Regions from separate parts of the Homo sapiens genome. Here region 1 is linked to region 2. Evidence: chromatin loops called from intact Hi-C (ENCODE). Cell type or tissue: Caco-2. All regions are shown on one strand. Links, peaks and the distances in the headings refer to the core of each region. The heading gives the core; the rest is flanking DNA.

Region 1 (2,924 bases), core at 334-2,833, 74 kb before region 2:
AGTTGTATTCAGAGGTCTTTATGGTTTCCATTATCACCTGTTACCCTTTCCATCCACCTCTGTCTTACATTCATTTTTGAGCAAGTCACTTTGTTTCTCTGAGCATCTGTTTCTTTTTGTTTTTTTCTTTTTTTTTTTTTTTTTTTTTTTTTTGAGATGGAGTCCCACTCTGTCACCCAGGCTGCAGTACAGTGGTGCGATCTCGGCTTACTACAACTTCGGCCTCATTGGTTCAAGTGATTCTCCTGCCTCAGCCTCATGAGTAGTTGGGACTACAGGCGCACACCACCATGCCCAGCTAATTTTTGCATTTTTACTAGACACGGAGTTTTGCCATGTTGGCCAGGCTGGTCTTGAACTCCTGACCTCAAGCAATCCACCTGCCTCAGCCCACCCCAAGTGCTGGGATTATAGGCATGAGCCACTGCGCCTGGCCCTGTTTCTTTATTAGGAAAAAAACAGAGATAATCATTCCTCAGAGAATTGTAAAGATCAAATTACACACACACACACACACACACACACACACACACACACACTTCCACTGAAGAAACTACAAAAAAAAATACAAATAGGATTGCAACTGCTGTGCCCACTATTAGAAAGGCTGTAAGTCCCTCTGCATTCTATCTGATGGGAATCCAGTTATGTGAATCCATCTCATTGTTTTTGGATATACAAGCAGTTTATCACTTTAGATAGTATTGATTACTGAAAATCCTCTTACCCTAGAGTCCAAACTGTAGAAAACTGGGAAAGCCCCTTTGTCTCCCTTTGCTGTAGAATGAAGGATAAATCAAGAATTTGAGGCAAAGAGCAGGTAAGTGATTTGTTTAAGGCTATGCAGCTGATAATTTACAGACTCAGTATTGATTCCCCAGCCAGACTGACTTGCTATTTCAGTTATGTCATTTTGTCTCGCAAAAGACCAGAGAGTGGGAATAACAGAGTGCTTTTGGTACAACTTGTTCTTCGTCATTTGTATTATTTTTAGAGACAGTGTGGAAAGATGGGTAATCTGACCCAAAGCCATAAGATACAAATAATATTTTGTTTAGAATTGAAGCGTTATTAGTCTCAGCTTAGTGAAAATAAGCCAGGAACTTACTTATCTTTAAGAAAAAATCCTATTAGTTTATTGTAGATTTCAGACAAGATTGAAGCACCCTTACAAAGCGGATTAGGAAATGTTCCCAGAAATCTATACTACTAAGCTGTTTCCAAGATCAAATTACTTGCTTCCTTTCAATGTATTATTGTTTATTTTATTTCTCAGTTTGCCAAGTATGTCTTAGAGTAAGTTTTTCAGGGATACTACAAAGTTGTAGATTTTCTGGGCCCTTACATAGTTGGAATGTGTTTCTGTTGCCTTCATGCCTGAACCAAGTAGACTCAGCTGGGCATAGACATTTGGGTTACAAACATTTCCCCATTTAAGACACAGACATAGTTCCGTTTGTTAACATAGAGTTGCAACATTTTACAGGTTCCAGAGAAAGGATCTGTATAGATTACAAAAGGACCTCAGGCTGCAGTTTAGGTGTTTTAGATGCTTCTGAGGGCATCCACTAGTGTCTTTTAAAAACCTACTGACTAGTGACTCTGCACTGGAGGGTATGGAAAGAAAGCTGGAAAAAGGATCAGTTTCTATGGCAACTGGATAAAGCCTCTTGAATAAATTGCCCTCCTTTTATTGCAAGTTCAGGTTCAAAGGTCCCCAAAGTACAAAGATCTGAGGTCTAGACTCCTGCCAACAGTGGAAAGGCATGCAGGCTGGGGCCCAGTCAGACTCAGAGGAACATGACAGCCCGAAGTTTATTAACCCTTGCAGTGGACATTCCAAGGCCAATAAATGCCAGAATACTTTAATAAGTCACATCTATTTCTATGACATAATGAGTGCATATTTCTCAGTAGACTGTACTGCAACAATAATAATAGCTAGTGTAAGATAGTAACTGTGATATCATTCCTGTTTTATAGATGAAGGAACAAAGACAAAGAAAGGACAGATCATTTGCCCAGGGTTACACTCTTAGCAAGTGGCGGAGCCTACAATAAAACTGATTGAAGCTGAAATCAAATAATTTGCTTCTCCCCCCACATTATACTGACATGACAACGTGGTACAGCTTCGTCAATGTAAATTTCTTTAAAGTTTTGCTATTGTATTCCCTGTGAAAAAGAGAGTTTGCTGATTCTGACCATAAAGAACATTGTAGAAAATGTTTAGTGGGCACATTCATGAATACACACGTTGATTATTTGGCTTGAGGTAATTGGACAACCCTCTTACCTGGGTTCAACTGCTTTTGCACCTGCTGTTACATCACTTTTTTCTTTCATGACTACTTCACTTATTTGTAAACACAGTTCTTAACATTATATGTACTGTAAGAGAGTTTAGATGAGATAATCACTCAAGTTCCTTCCAACTCTAAAATTCTGTGATTCTGTGTGATTAGTTGTTAAAGAAAGGTGTTATGCCTATTAAAATCATCAAAATAAGCTGAAGTGATAAAAATATATTGCATGTCATGAGAGGAAACAGCTGTACTCATATATTATGTAATTCATTTGTTAAATTTTTTCTTGAGAGCAGTTTGAGTATGTGTATGTGTGTTTGTGTGTGTGTACATGCGTAGCTATAAAAATCTGGCATTTCTGGCAGGGCGCGGTGGCTCACGCCTGTAATCCCAGGACTTTGGGAGGCCGAGGTGGGTGGATCACAAGGTCAGGAGATGAAGACCATCCTGGCTAACACGGTGAAACCCCGTCTTTACTAAAAATACAAAAAAAAAAAATTAGCCGGGTGTGGTGGCGGGCACATGTAGTCCCAGCTACTGGGGAGGCTGAGGCAGGAGAATGACGTGAACCTGGGAGGTGGAGCTTGCAGTCAGCCGAGATCATGCCACTGCACTCCA
Region 2 (2,888 bases), core at 389-2,888:
GCTGCCTTTCCACCTAGAGAATAATTTATAGAATGAAGTAGGAATCAATGAGCCAGTTTTTTCATTCACAACTTTCTTCTTGCCTAATTTTGATTTTAGAGTTTCAAAATTGGGTGACAGCTGCTTTCATTTCTCAAAGAAAATGAACACAGTCTTGTTTCATTAGCTAAATTGTCAAATCCACACCAAGGAGAGGTTCTAACTCATATGTAGGATAACATTTGTGATGAAGCAACAGGAATCTGATTCCCACTAAATCAGTAAAGTTCCCACTGAAAAGGCCAGTTGATTAATTTCAGTCAGGGCAGAACTTAAAATTACTGGCAATGTGTGATAAAACTGATTCCTTTTGAGGAAAAATAATTAGTGCAATTAAATCTGAATAAGTGCATAACTTGTTTAAAACAGATCTAAAAAAGAGTAAACAGGGAACAAAATCTGTATCACAACCTTGGGGATTATATAAAAGTAGTGGAGACAGTATAAACTTATATAGCTAATAGAATAAATATGACAGGACTTTCAACTTCTGAGGTTATTTTTATTTTTAAATTTAACTTCAATTTCTGTTTATTTAAATTTTAAAAATTATTCAGATTATTAAATTCATGTTAGTCTTATTGTGATCATAACAGTAGGAACTGTACAGATGATTGGTAGTGGCTCTCAAATGTTAAAATACATCAGAATAACATGGGAAACCTGCTGAAATGCAGTTTCCAGCAGACTTGGTTTTGTCATAGCAATTGGTATTTTTAACAAGCATTCCAAGGATTCTGATGCAGATCGTATCCTGACCACACTTTGAGAAACCATTATTTAGTTTCTGAATGAGCTCCCCATTAAGAAATGTGAAGTTTTATTTAAAAATTAATAAGACAACCCTTTCTGATATTAAAATGGTCTTTATCATTTTATCCTATGCATCCCAAAGAGTTAAGGCAGCAGGAAATACTTTGTTCCCGATAATATATTCCTGTGTAGAAAAGCCCCTTCACATTCACTTGACCACTTTTTATACCTTGTAGGAAATGAAGTTATTTCTGGCTGTAGTTATTCCTTTTTCTAATAGTAAGGTGAATAAAATTCATGTTGTTCTAAAAGGAAAATAATAACTCCAACCTAACAATGAAGCCAGCACTACCATGGACAATTAAACTGAAGAGAAGTAAATTTGGAACCACATAAGAATAAAAAGCCAACATTTCCTTGGGTATCCAGAGACCCAGTATCTTAATAAGAGATGCCTGAATAACATACAAGTTTAAAGGTAGAGCTTAAAGCATATATTTACCATTTAAACTCATGAATTATTTTAGATGAGATATTAACAGTGGAGGAATAGGAAAACTGGGATGTCCCAGGTTGTTTCTCCTTTATAGCTCCCTCAAAGGACCTCAGTTAAGCCCACACTCCTCACCTTAAAAGACAGCCACTGATTCTTAGGGGTGGACCCAAACTTGTTAATCTTCTAGTCTGGAAACCAGCTGTGCAAAACAAACCCTAAAATGTTCCCATAGAGCAAAGGAAAAGATGTTTGGTTTCGACAGCATCTGGTCTCATAGAGAAACTCAGGCACTTTCACTGTGGATCCTCCCTTCATTCTTTGGGGTTAAGTGGCCACCGCAAGAAACAAAACAGCATGAGAAATGGCTGAGTCAACCAACATGTAGTGACATGCCCAGGAACTTCTCAAGTGGCCCAGGAAGTGGAGGCCTCCTGATTTTCTCGCAGGACATTGTCCTTTCCTGGAACCTTGCGGGTGGCTGGAGTATCTGCATTTGGAGTATTGCAAGATTATCTCACCTGAGTTCTGACCAGAAGTGTATCTCCAAAATTATCACATCCACAAAGACAATTATTGACTGTGAGCAAACATTCTCAGTGACATCACGCGTATTCTGAAACCCTGACCAACAACATGCTCCTTACTGTTCTCATGGTCTTGGCAAAGGATACTGTTGGGAGAAAGAAGAATGGTTTCTACTGTAAATGAGTTTTTAAAAATAGTGGGAGAAGAATGCAAAATAGGAAAGGGATAAATACATAGATTTCTAGCTAAACGCATTTAAAAGGAAACTTTGAAAATTTGGTTAGTGATTTCTTTAAAGTACAGAGGTCAAGTCCTATTACAATAAATATCACATCCACCTAAAAATTAGATTTCAAAGTCTCACTTGGTGCCTTACCCATTTCACATAACAGAACAAAGTTTCCACATAATGAAAGAATGGACACAATCCTAGGAGTGTCACAAGCTTTCAGATGTTTGTGGCATGCCAAGCAGCATTGCCTGTTACTGTGCTGTGGGAGTCAATTACTTTTATGTCTATAAATTAGAAAAGTGGCTGGGTGAAGTGGCTCATGCCTGTAATCCCAGCACTTCTGGGACCAAAGCGGAAGGATCCCTTGAGCCCAGGAGTTTGAAACCAGCCTGGGCAACATAGCGAGACCCCCGTCTCTATAAAAAATCAAAAAATTAGCCAAGCATAGTGGTGCACACCTGTGGTCCCAGCTACTTGGGAGGCTGAGATGGGAGGATGGCTTGAGCCTCAGAGGTTCAGACTGCAATGAGCTGTTATCGCACCACTCTGCACTCCAGCCTGGGCAACATAGTAAGACCCTTTCTCAAGAAAATAAATAAAAATTTTTGAGAAAGACTGAATATGTAAAATGTTCCCCAGTCAAATCCCGAAAAATGGTCATCTCGAAGAGTGTTGGGAACTGGGAGCCCCCTGGATTCCTCTGAGGAATTTCACTAAGAATAACTGTAGACGTTTGCTGGCTGTCTTCCACCTGGCTTGGCTTGTGAGGGCTCATTCAGTATCAGCAAGACACACAGGTAGTTACTGATGGAGTTAATTTCAGGCTCCCATGTTGGCCTAAGA

Evidence for each region. A loop is a pair of places that touch in the nucleus more often than their neighbours do. Peaks named below come from ENCODE experiments on the same cell type or tissue, not always from the same donor. Only the 100,000 strongest peaks of a DNase experiment are listed, where the experiment ranks them.
Region 1: a loop joins it to region 2, with 2.5 times the contacts of the local background. A loop is called at or near these places in 3 of 110 quality-filtered maps.

Annotation. Positions count from the first base shown.
Region 1 is chr4:76,855,210-76,858,133 of GRCh38, reverse strand. No RefSeq gene overlaps it. Among named protein-coding and RNA genes, the nearest start is that of SOWAHB, 41 kb to the left of the region's middle. In Caco-2, for the core only: no CTCF peak of the experiment used is centred there; a DNase peak (open chromatin) is centred at 1,763.
Region 2 is chr4:76,780,886-76,783,773 of GRCh38, reverse strand. SHROOM3 (shroom family member 3) reads right to left here. Exons shown (of 11, transcript NM_020859.4): 11 at 521-2,888. All of the region lies in intron 1 of SHROOM3-AS1 (SHROOM3 antisense RNA 1), which reads left to right. Among named protein-coding and RNA genes, the nearest start is that of SHROOM3-AS1, 20 kb to the left of the region's middle. RefSeq lists enhancers at 1,544-1,838, 1,572-1,941, 1,073-2,032, 1,072-2,271. In Caco-2, for the core only: no CTCF peak of the experiment used is centred there; a DNase peak (open chromatin) is centred at 1,713.